Regions from separate parts of the Homo sapiens genome. Here regions 1 and 3 are each linked to region 2. A link is an interaction called in ENCODE POLR2A ChIA-PET data of the cell type or tissue named here. Cell type or tissue: Caco-2. All regions are shown on one strand.

The links. ChIA-PET counts read pairs that join two places held together with the same protein. Peaks named below come from ENCODE experiments on the same cell type or tissue, not always from the same donor. Only the 100,000 strongest peaks of a DNase experiment are listed, where the experiment ranks them.
Region 1: POLR2A ChIA-PET joins it to region 2 with 6 read pairs; 16 of 35 experiments call an interaction of 5 or more read pairs at or near these places.
Region 3: POLR2A ChIA-PET joins it to region 2 with 7 read pairs; 5 of 35 experiments call an interaction of 5 or more read pairs at or near these places.

Annotation. Positions count from the first base shown.
Region 1 is chr15:75,387,471-75,391,470 of GRCh38, reverse strand. SIN3A (SIN3 transcription regulator family member A) reads left to right here. Exons shown (of 21, transcript NM_001145358.2): 16 at 1,650-1,819. It also overlaps the pseudogene RPL13P4. Among named protein-coding and RNA genes, the nearest start is that of MAN2C1, 21 kb to the right of the region's middle. In Caco-2, no CTCF peak of the experiment used is centred here; no DNase peak of the experiment used is centred here.
Region 2 is chr15:75,460,588-75,464,587 of GRCh38, reverse strand. It overlaps PTPN9 (protein tyrosine phosphatase non-receptor type 9), which reads left to right. Exons shown (of 13, transcript NM_002833.4): 13 at 1-1,337. Among named protein-coding and RNA genes, the nearest start is that of SIN3A, 11 kb to the right of the region's middle. RefSeq lists an enhancer at 3,606-3,900. In Caco-2, no CTCF peak of the experiment used is centred here; DNase peaks (open chromatin) are centred at 2,487, 2,717 and 3,727.
Region 3 is chr15:75,731,041-75,735,040 of GRCh38, reverse strand. It overlaps the pseudogene DNM1P35. Among named protein-coding and RNA genes, the nearest start is that of CIMAP1C, 9.0 kb to the right of the region's middle. RefSeq lists an enhancer at 2,779-3,710. In Caco-2, a CTCF peak has its summit at 2,034; a DNase peak (open chromatin) is centred at 2,040.

The DNA.
Region 1 (4,000 bases), 73 kb after region 2:
CCCTAGCTTTCTATCTGTTGAGGAGCTAATGACACTGAAAAATAATTCTGAAAGCTTTTATCTAGACTAGTCCTAGCTCGAAAGAGATAAATTTTAGATCTCATTGTGGTGATTCCATCTACTTGGGTAGAAATTAGAAATTAAATGGCCTATTCCTGGCTTGGCCACTGACTTAACCTGGTTTGAGGCTTACATAATGTTGTCTTGTCTGATAATGCCAACCCTCACACTTACCACAGCTTGTTTGGACAAATCTGTGGTTTGGACTCAAAACTTTATTCTGGCATAAAAGCAGTTTTCATAGCAGTGGTATATTTTGGAGTCTATAGCCTATACCTATTCTATGGAGCTAAAGAATGTGATAGTCTGTGATGAAACTCAAGCCAGTTGCCTCTTTTAAACAGTATTTGTCCTGTTTTGCCTGTTTTTTAATGAATTCGTCAGACTTCAGATAAATGGAGACAACTTGGTTTTGCTCCTAGCCTTTTTTCTCCAGCACAAACACAACTAGCAAGTAACCAATTAGTCAGTGACAAATAGTTCGTTTTGTAACTTTTTTCATTTTAGTCAACTTTTTGTTGAAGTGCAATGTATAGGCCGGGTGCAGTGGCTTACACCTGTAATCCCAGCACTTTGGGAGGCCGATGTGGGAGGATCACTTGAGGCCAGGAGTTTGAGACCAGCCTGGTTAATAAGTGAGACCCCATCTCTACAAAAAAATACATATAAGGTACGGCATGTATATATAGAAAAGTATACAAATCAGAATTGTGCAGCTCAGTGAATTTTTACAGACTAGACGTACCTATGTTCAAGAAACGAAACATAACCAGTACTCTGATAACCAGTCCTTTTTCCACTTTGTTGATTTCTAACACTAGAGATTAGATTTGTCTATTTTTGAACTTTATATAAATGGGTCTTTAGTAAGCTAAAGGCAGCACTCTTTAATACTCCTTGTGCCCTCTGCTAGTTGCCAAATGTCTTTAACAACTGATGAGATTTATTCTAGCTAGTGATTGAAATGATTCATGTGCAGCAACTACAGATGATTTAATGCAATTTGTGAAATACAACGTAGCGAATCCATTTTTAAACAAAAGGACTTTGACAAATGCAGATTACTTCATTATTCATAAAGGATTTAATTTGCACTCCTATTTTTGTGTTCCCAAGAGGTTTCCCAGTGCTGGAGTATGGCTGTGTCTGCCTTTCCTCATCTGTACTTTATGCTTCATTGAAATAGCTTTATGAGCAAGTGACCCATGTGAGGAATGCTCTTGTGCAGGCTGGGAGAGTAGGTTCCTCTCTCAGCAGGGGAGCCAACAGCTCTTTGAAGGACTGGCTTCCCTAGGATATTTTCCTCTCTGAAAGTGGCCCAGCAGTACCATAAAGAAGTATCTTTCTAGCATGGTAGTCAGAATATTAGAAGCCACTGTTAAAGTTGCAGAGTCACTCTGATAGTGCTGGTGATTGTAGTCACCTGTCGGAATTCATCTCTGTTTACATTGGAATGAGTGAGTATATTTTGAATACCTAGTGTTCATACTTTCAAATGCCATTTAGGCCAGCTGTGGGATTTGCCCTGTACTCTATCCCTAGTCTTTTCTTAGCAAGGTAAGGCCTCACCAATCCCATCTCTCCCACAGTGGATGTTGATGTAGAAGATTATTACCCAGCTTTCCTGGACATGGTGCGGAGCCTGCTGGATGGCAACATAGACTCATCACAGTATGAAGATTCACTGAGAGAGATGTTCACCATTCATGCCTACATTGCCTTTACCATGGACAAACTGATCCAGAGCATTGTCAGACAGGTGAGGGCATGGAGGAGGCTAGGGTGAGTAAGGGAAGAAATCCTTACCTAGAGATGGGCCACGCAAGGAAAAGGAAAGGCAACTTTTTCATATAACAGTGTTTATGAACGTAGGGTTCTGAAGAGAGGAGGGGAGGTTAATGTGATGCCTGATTTCTCATGTTAACAAAGTTGCAGTGTATGAGCCTGCCTACCCCATATCCTTTCTTGCTGGCCACCTGTAGAGTGCAGTGGTCCTGACCCCAGCTTCCTGCACAACTTGTCTATCTCTTACCTTGTCTGCCATGGGTAAGCACACAGTGTGGAACATTGCGTCTTCCATAGGTGTTGGTAAGTTTTTTTTTTTTTTCCTTAAATAGAGACAGGGTGTCACTGTTTTGCCCAGGCTGGTCTTGAACTTCTGGTCTCAAGTGATCCTCCTGTCTTGGCCTCTTAAAGCGCTGGGATTATAGACACGAGCCACTGCGCCTGGTCAAGGTGTTGGTAACTCTTATGTACTTGCATTGTTTAATATTTGAAATTCTTTTTATAAGAAAGGGTTCACATAACATCTTTTATAATACTCTGCCCACCTCACTCATCTGCGGTTCCCTCTAAGTTAGGTTTCTGGTTGGTTTTGTGTGTTCTTCCTGTGGCACCCTGGGAACTTGTAAACATGTTGTTCTTTACAACAATGATATAAAAAATAGCTTGTAACAGATAGTCACATTTCTACTTCTTGGACTTGAGTTCTGAACTCCCAGAGAGATTGTTGGTTAACTGCTTTTTTCTTTTTCTGGAGACCCAGCTCTACTGCTGATTGACTGCAAGTCCCCAGCAGGGCTTCATTTTTCCTTTTCAGCATCCTGTTCTGTGGCTCCCTTGGCCCTTTTTGCCCATATGCCAAAGAGCTGAAAATTGATGTGGGCTGTGTGAAGACTGGCAAATACCTTAAAGTTCTTAGTGATGATTCCAGCTTTCTCCTTCTTATAGACGTACTATATGGGCATTATTGGTCCTGTCAGCTGGGTGGCTGATTTGAGTTTTTCAGAACTGTCTCCCTTCTTGGGGGCTAAGAGCTTCCTGGAGAAGAGGTTGAGCTTGGAGTCTTAACTCCTTCAGGTGCTGAACATTGGCCCACAGGGACATGGTGTACTAATGCCACCCTCTTGTGGATGCTGGTCACCCTTAACTCTTCTAAGCTGAAGCCCCTGCCAGCTTGTACTTTGGTGTGGTACCTCACTGTGGGGCAGCTTACCATGGGTCAGATGGGTCCAGATGCAGGGTGCAGGTCAATGTGGTATACTTTTGCTTGCATCTGCAGATCTTCTGGGCTGGCTGGTTGAACCACGTGGCCATGGGCCACTGCGATTCCTTGTGGAAGTAGGGCTTTAGGATCATGCTGTTCCACCTGGGTACCGTGGCTACCTACAGCCCTCTTCCATAGAATAGCTCAGCAGAAAGGCGGTGAAGTACTTAAGTGAAAACTTGTAAAAAGCAATTTCTAATTCTAGAATCCACACTGCCACTGTAGAAGGAAAGAGCTTGTTGCTTAATGTTCTCTTGGGCTAAAATATTGAATTCTTTGCAAAGTACCCATGCTTTTGCCTTGGTTTTGGAAGGGTGCATGCCTCTGTACTCCTCCCACAGTATCTACACAGGATTGAGGAAGAGCCCTTCATATAAATGAACCTTAACATCTGGGGGAAAGTTGTCAGATAGTTGTTTCCAATAAGTTGAAGAAGTTGTTAGGCCTTCCCATAAGAGGTCTGGATGGTAACTGGCAGAAATCATTAGATGGATACATAGTCACCCATAGTCATACTTTTTCAGACTAATCTTCCTTAACTTCCCTGAAATTTATATAAAATACAGACTCCAGTTACCCTGTGCTTATGTTGCTGATTACAGGCTTGCTGCTGCTTCAGCTAGGAACGAAGTCTTTCATACCACCAGCACAGCTTAAAAAAAAAATCCAATAAAACTAACTTTTAATAATTCTGAGGTTGGTTTTCGAAACAATAGTTACAATTATTTACTGTATCTGGTTATGATTTTGAATCAGTAATAAATACTATCTCCACCCACCCCCCGCTTTTTTTTTTTTTTTTTAATGGAAACAGGTTTCATCCAGAAAACCCCAAAACAGTGACTTTTTTTTTTTTTTTTTTTCCAACCCAGGGTCTCACTCTATTGCCCAGGC
Region 2 (4,000 bases):
CCCAAGTCCTAGGTTCCCTCTGTAAAAGAAGGGGCTACACTAGATGATCCTACCATGGGTCCTCTGACTGTCAGGGTCCAGTTCTTTGTTAGACAGTGCAAACACCCATAGAGGAGCTATTAGGCCTTTACTTGGGTTGAGTTGGCTCCCACTAGCACTCCCCACTTTTCATTTTTTTTACTTTCAGAGACAGAGTCTCACTCTGTTGCCTAGGTTAGAGGGGAGTGGCATGATCATGGCTCACTGCAGTCTCAACAACTGGGCTCAAGCAGGAACCCAGCTTTTTTTTTTTTTCTCTCTCTCTCTCTAGAGACAGGATCTCACTATGTTGCCCAGGCTGGTCTCGAACTCCAGCCTCAAGCAATCCTCCTGCCTCGGCCTCCCAAAGTGAGAGGATTACAGGCATGGGCCACCACACCCAGCCTCTCCAGTTTTAGTGTGTTTTCAGAGTCTCTTCTTTCAAGCTGCTGCTACTTCCCTAGCTTCCCTCAGTTCTCTTCCCCCTTGGCCTTCCAATTGGAGGAAAAGCAGGTCAGGTCTCTGTCATCTCCAAGACCAGCCTATAGGCCTTTAAAGTTTCCCTGTTTCTTAATGTGGGGTCTACAGGGTTTCTCAGAGGCAAAGCATGAACAGACCAAGGGTCCTATAGCTCCCAACCTAGTCCTTAGATTTCTCTCTGGCCTTGGTTACTCCCACAAACCACTGTGAGCCTACCAAGGGCAGGAATGGAAATGCCCATCAGCCTGGGAACCATCTTTTTCTCTTAGGAGGTATCCGCCCTATAGTTACCTTTACACAACACTTGTGAATATCAAGTGTTCTAGACTGCACTGTTCATAATTGACTACAGAGAAGACTAGGATCTTCTCCACAAATAGAAATATATCACTTTTACTTGGAGATGTTTTCTTGGGGGAAAAAAAATCTAGCACCTTGAAACCTGTTACAATGTTTAAATCTCCCTTCTTTACCTTGGCTGTCATAAAATCCTCCTGTTTGAGCTAAATGTGGCCTGCTGAAGTCTTAAATGCCCATATTTTTCAGGCTAAGGCCATGGTGGACATAGCTAACTCCACTAGAATCCTAGCTGGGGGTGTTGGAAAAAACGGTACAGTGCCCCTCTCAGACTCCAGGCTCACGTCCGTCTCCCCTCCCCGCACATTATAATCTACTACTTCTCTAATGCTGCTGCGTAGTTTGTCTTAAAGCCTCAAGACTGGCCAGATGTGCACCTGAGTAAAGGTCAGCCATTTCATCTGGGGGCTCTTTCTTGACTTTTAATGAATTTTCTTCTGTGAAAAAATGTATTTTTAATAAAAAATTTTCTGTGGCCAGCATCCAGTGGAAGTCTGGAGTCTGATGTGCAGGGCAGATACTGGTCTGGAGATGTCAGTTTAGGACTTAGTTAGACAGAAGCAATGAGCCTTGAAGTGAGAATGAGGAAGGCAAGAGAGGAGATACGTTTGGATGTCACCAACATTTAGGTAATGGGCGGAGGAAGAAAAGCTGCTGAAGGATACTAATGAACAGGCAGAGGTAACTGAGCACAAAGCCAGGCTGCTTTGTCACAGGCTGCTGAGAGGTAGGTAGTGGCTGGGACGAATGAACAAGATCTGAAATGTGGGTTCATTAGAAGTCTTCGAAGGGACTATGTGGCTGTTAGGGAGGCTGCATGAGAGAGATGTGAAGGAATAGACTGCAGTGCCCAGGCTGTCCTCACTTAAACCAAAACAAGGCCCACCTTGATCTCTTACACATTAGGCTTCTGAATAAGATTTTCTTTGAACAAAGGACCTTGCTGGGTGCAGTGGCTCAGGCCTGTAATCCCAGTGCTTTGGGGGGCTAAGGTGGGAGGATCACTTGAGGCCAGGAGTTTCAGACCAACCTGAGCAACATGGCAAAACCCCGTCTCTAAAAAAATAAATAAAAATAATAAATTCTCAAATGGCAAGCTATTCTATTTTTAAAAAGCAGTAACAAAGGAACTCGTTGCTTTAAAAAAAAAAAAAAAAACGTCAGGCCAGGCGCAGTGGCTCACACCTGTAATCCCAGCACCTTGGGAGGCCAAGGCGGGTGGATCACTTGAGGTCGGGAGTTTGAGACCAGCCTGACCAACACAGAGAAACCCCATCTCTCCTAAAAATACAAAATTAGCCGGGTATGGTGGCGCAAGCCTGTAATCCTAGCTACTGGGGAGGTTGAGGCAGAAGAATCGCTTGAACCCAGGAGACGGAGGTTTCGGTGAGCGGAGATCGCGCCATTGCACTCCAGCCTGGGCAAGAAGAGCGAAACTCTGTCTCAAAAAAAAAAAAAAAAAAGCCACCAAACAACTGGTAAAGAGAAGGAAACACTTTGAAAACATAAAGCCAGGTAAACTGAGGAACATGCTGAGTGACCCAGAAGGGTAAACTAATGCTCAGCCAGGGGAAACATTTCAAGGCAGTGAGTAGCAGTCATAAAAATTCCTTCAAACATTCCGAGCCTCCCAGGAGAATGGCGTGAAACCGGGAAGCTGAGCTTGCAGTGAGCTGAGATCGCGCCACTGCACTCCAGCCTGGATGACAGAGCGAGACTCCGTCTCAAAGAAAAAAAAAAAATTCCGAGCCTCCAAGGCCACCCAGAAATCAGAAATTACGGAATATATACCATCTAAACCTGGTTGCAAGAGAAATGGAGTTTCTTCACATCATGGGATTATTTGGCCCTCTAGGCCTGCTCCAGGGCTCATTGCTCAATCGGACTTTGCATTTGAATGGCCAGGAGAAGAGGGAGGTAGGGATGAGATAAAGGAGGGGAAAAAGATATGAGAACTCTTGACTGAATGCTAGGGATACTTAATTTTTTTTTTTTTTTTTTGAGACAGAGTCTCTGTCGCCCAGGCTGGAGTGCAGTGGCATGATCTCGGATCACTGCAACCTCCGGCTCCCCGGCTCAAGTGATTCTCCTGCCTCAGCCTCCCAAGTAGCTGGGACTACAGGCGCGTGCCACCATGCCCGGCTAATTTTTTTGTATTTTTAGTAGAGACGGGGTTTCACTGTGTTAGCCAGGATAGTCTTGATCTGACTTCGTGATCCAAAGTGTTGGGATTACAGGCGTGAGCCACCACGCCCGGCAGGCATACTTAATTTTAAATCTCACATCTTCCCACCGAAGTAGGTATTCTGATTCTTAGATTACAGATAAAGAAACTGAAAAGATAAATGATTTGCCAAAATCATCTTGCCTTGAACCTAGAAGATGCTTTGGGTTGTGGGTCCCTGGGGAGCCAGCCTCATATCCTCCTTACCTGGATATTACTGAGAGTCTTAGCCCTCAGAGCTTGTGTGGATAGGGTGCTGGCACTGATATCCTTGGCAGAGTCACTGAAGTGCAGGCCCTAAATGTCTCTCAGTCACCACCTACCATAAGTGCCCTAAAGAACTTTGAATGAGTCCTTTTTGTGAAAGAGAGAGGGTGTATGTGAGACACCTGTGAGATTGAGGGTGTCAGGAGGTGTGATAGATTTGAGTTTATGTGTTGCGAGTTTAGGTCTTCTGTGTATGTATGTATGTATGTGCATCAGACAAATGTTGCTTTTCTGGATAATTTTCTGGAAACGGCCAGAAATCATTTAGAATTGTCTGAGGATAAACTGATCTTTAAGTTAGGGAGGTGAGGAGTGTGGAGCAACAGGGGAGTCAGGCTGTTTTTCTCCAGGCCCCAACCTGGGTCACTGGCCGGAGTGCACAAAGACAGCGTGTGGGAGTGGAGGCAAAGCTTAGACTTTGGACCCAGACTTCCCTTAAGCTATTTGACTTGAGCAAGTCACTCTACTGCTGTTAGCCTCAGTTTGCTCATCTATAACTAAGGATAATAATCCCTAACTCACAAACTCTACAAGAATTTGTTGTTGTTGTTGTTTGAGACAGGGTCTTGCTCTGTCTCCCAGGCTCAAGTGCAGCGGTGTGATTACAGCTAACAGCAGTCTCAACCTCCCAGGCTCAGGTGACCTTCCTGCCTC
Region 3 (4,000 bases), 270 kb before region 2:
TGGAGCAGAGTGTTCCCTGACTCCTCCAAGGAAAGGGAGACTCCCTTTCGCGGTCTGCTAAGTAACGGGTGCCTTCCCAGACACTGGCGTTACCACTTGACCAAGGAGCCCTCAAGCGGACCTTATGCGGGCATGACAGGGCTCACCTCTTGCCTTCTACATCACTTCTCACAATGTCCCTTCAGCACCTGACCCTATACCCGCAGGTTATTCCTAGGTTATATTAGTAATTAAAAGCTAATGATTAATAATGTTTATAGTAATGATTGGTAATTGTCTATGATCATCTCTATATCTAATTTGTATTATGACTATTCTTATTCTAATTATTTTCTTTATTATATTGAAACAGTTTGTGCCTTCAGTCTCTTGCCCCAGCACCTGAGTAATCCTCCACCCACAGGGCCACAGGCCCCATGAGATCTCTGAGGCCACAGAGTGTGTCCACACACGTGACCTCCAGGGTGATTCGGGCCAGAGCACAGGAATGGCCCAGGCAGAGGTGGCCTGGGCGTGGGCAGAGATGGCTCGGGCTGGGCCTGAGGCATCCAGGGGCTCAGCATCGCATCTCCTCAGGGGGGCCATCTGAGACTGCTGGGCCAGTGAAGAGGCTTCTCCCGGGTACCCACCTGTCCTGTCCAAGAGAGAACAGCCAGCCCCACAGCCCCAAATGTCTCTGTCCTCCAAGAGGCCAGATGTGAATCACAGGAATTTACAGCCCAGCCTGGCATGGGATTTATGAGTCTGCCTCCAGCCAGGGCTGGTGGGGAGTGGCCACTGTCAGCCCCCCATTGCCGCTGATGGATGAGGCTGTTTCCTGTAAGACAAACTCCCTCTGTGGCAGGCAGTGGAGGGAGACACATCCAGGCCCTAGGGCCAACCCCATACCTGTCCCAGAGCCGGATCCCTCGTGCCCTCACAGTCCATGCCTCCCCTTGATCCCCAGCCCTACACAGTGACACGCAAGCAGGAGGTGCACCCAAGGGGCCCAGCTCTTAGCCAGAGCTCTGCCTCCCACACTGCCATCTGCACCCCCTCCCCATGACCTTTAAAACCTTTCCATCCCAGGGCCCAAGCCTTGGGACCAGCCCAAGATGGGATATACCACACTCAAAGCCAGAATGGATCTCTGAGGTAGCCCAGAACACACACACGCACGCACGCACGCATATATACACACACATGCATGCATGCACATACACAGTACACAGATGAGAAACCAGGGTCCAGAGAGGAATGGGCCTTGCCCAAAGTCACCCAGCAGCACAGTGGTGAAGCTGAGACCCCAGCCCACAAGCCCCCTGGACTGGTCATTTCAGTGTCCGGTCACAGTGGACTGTCATATGGCCACAGGGGTAGTTTTCACCTCCAAATGCAGGTGCCTCTCCAGAGAACAGACAGACCTGGGTTTGAGTCCATGCCCCACCACTCTGTGTGTAAAGGTCATAAACTCTCTGTGCCCGTTCCCTCACCTGAAAAATGGGGATCAAAATAACCCCAACTTACCAAGGTTCTTACGAGGTTCAAGTGAGAGGATGCAGGTAGAGCCGCAGGACAGAGTGGGCCCCTGGCACATGCTCCCTGAGTGGTAACAATGGTTCTCCACCATCTCTCGTGTCTCAAGGGGCCCCGCTGCCTGATTTGCTGCGGGCAGGAGGACAGTCATGGTTGGGTGGGGCAGGAGGAGCAAGGAGAGTTTGAGTGTGGGACTGCAGGGCAGGAGTGAGGCCACTTCCTACTGGAGGAGACCCTGGAAGTCTCCCTGGAGGTGGTGGCATCAAGCAGAGGATGTAGAACTCTGTTTCTCTTGCTCTGAAGCTGACTGGGGGCTTCTTGATTGCCACAGGGATGGAGGGAAGCACCCTACCCTGAAAGCCTAGCCCAAGCTTCTGCCCTGGATGACCTGAGGAGGAGTCCCTCCTTTCTCTGGGCATCAGCAAAATGGGGCCGGGAGGACTAGACAACACTCCCTAGAGGCACCTTTCTGCTCTGGCCTTGTTGCAAGCTGAAGAAGGTCCTCCAGACCCACCCTCTGCAGTACCCAATTATTGCCACTGGGCAGCAGCAGGGAGTAAATCTGCGGTCCGGCCTCCTTTCCCTGCCGGCCAGTCCCTCTCCCAGCATCCGGTGGTCTTTGCTCCTCCGTCCCCCCGCCAACTCGCCAGAGAGCCAGAGCTGAGCGTCCTTCACATCCAGACATCTGATGCTCCCCTCAGCCCTGCAGAGAGCCAGCATGCTGGCTGCTTTTCAGATGGGGAAACTGATGGCCAAGAGGTGAGGACTTGCTCAAGGTCACGCAAGAGCCAAGTGTGCCCACAGCGGAGGTGGTGTGAAAGGAGACTGCGGTCACACGGACCTGGCTGGGATCCTGGTCTCCTCACCTCCAGCTGTGTGTCATCGGGCAGGTCACCCACCCTCTCTGAGCCTCAATTGATATAAGTGCTGAACACATGAAGCCACCGCTTTGTTTCCAATAGAGTTTATGCCCCAAGAGTGCAAAGACATGTCTGTCACTCACCTCAGCACCCCCAGAGCCTGGCGCAGGGTGGGATTCGGAGAATAGCGCCTGCCTCCCAGGGCCTGCCTGGCACTCAGCAGACACTGTGTCTCCTCAAACCGCAACCCCCCAACCTGGCCCCAGCCCTGGATCAGCCTCACCTCGCCTCATTCCCCTCCCATCAGTCTTTCCTGCAGGACACCCACCCACCCGGCCTTGAGGGGGGGCTCCTGCTCACCTCCCCACCCCATCCCTCTCGGCCCCCTTTCTCTGTCCTGGCCTCTCCCTCATGTCGCTCTCTCCTGCCGAGCCCCCACTTGGCTCTACGCTGTTTACAAGAGAATGATGACAGTTTTTATTTCTCTGTTTTATCTCCCTTCCTCCCCTGAAGGGAAACGTGCTTCCAATCTTCCAGGAAAAATTGAAGGCTCCGGATGAGAAAAAGCAAACAAAGGACAGTGGGACCATGGGCGTCCCCACCCCCACCACCCGCAGGCCCCACACTCAAACCAGCGCCCGTGCCCACGCCCATGCAGCCGTCCTCCGCCAGGCCCCAAGAACGGCTGTTACTTTGGGGGTAATTGAAAATGTCGATCATTATTCTAGAGCATAAGTAGGTCACAGGGACACAGGGAGCGAGAGAGAGAGAGAGAGAGAGAGAGGAAACCTGGTCATGGGAGAGGATCTGGGGGAGAGAAAGGCCAGCTGGGAGGATGTGGGCGTGGAGAGGAAGAGGGAGCAGAAGGAACGGGAGGGCGGGCAACTCTCCACCAGTGAGCAGGGCCACGGACTCAGGGGGATGTGTCCTCCCACCAGCCCCCCACCACACCCCGAAAGGAGCCGGGTGGCAGGAGCTCCTGTTTAGTCCTCCCGTACCTGAGCAGCCCCGAGAGTGGGTGTCTGTGAGTGCTGGGAGCAGGAGTGGGGACCTGGCTTGTCTTCATGGGGGTGCCCTCTCACGACCACGTGCACAGCGCCCAGAGGCCAGGTCCCAGGCTGGCGGGCTGAGAGCAGCCAGCGGTCCCCTCTCCTGGGGGAATGCAGGGACTCTCCTGACCTCCCTCCCATCACCCATCCCACCTCTCTCTGCATGTCGGGACATCTCATGGTTTGTGGATTTACTACTCCAGGGCAGTGAGGGGCGCCAGTGAGCCTGGGTGGGCACGTATCTGTGCATGAGATGAGATGCCTGGGAGAGAGGGATGGGGCAGGGTGTTTGAAGGCAGTGGTGGTACCAGGTGTGTGTGTGTAGAGTAAGGTGTGGGTCTGTGCATTTGTGTGTGTGTCTTGCCCCACGTGTGTGCGGTAAGGGACGTGTGTGTGCACAGCCCCTACCTGTGTGCCTCCAGATGGTGTGTCCATGTGTCCCTGCAGGCAGGGCCCCTCTTCTGCTCCTGGCCCAGGGCCACCATCCCCCCAGGTCCTGGGAACCTGAGTGGTGATTGGCCTTGGGGTTCCCTCCAGCAACAGTGGAACAACAGACCAGCCCCCACCCCAGCCAGT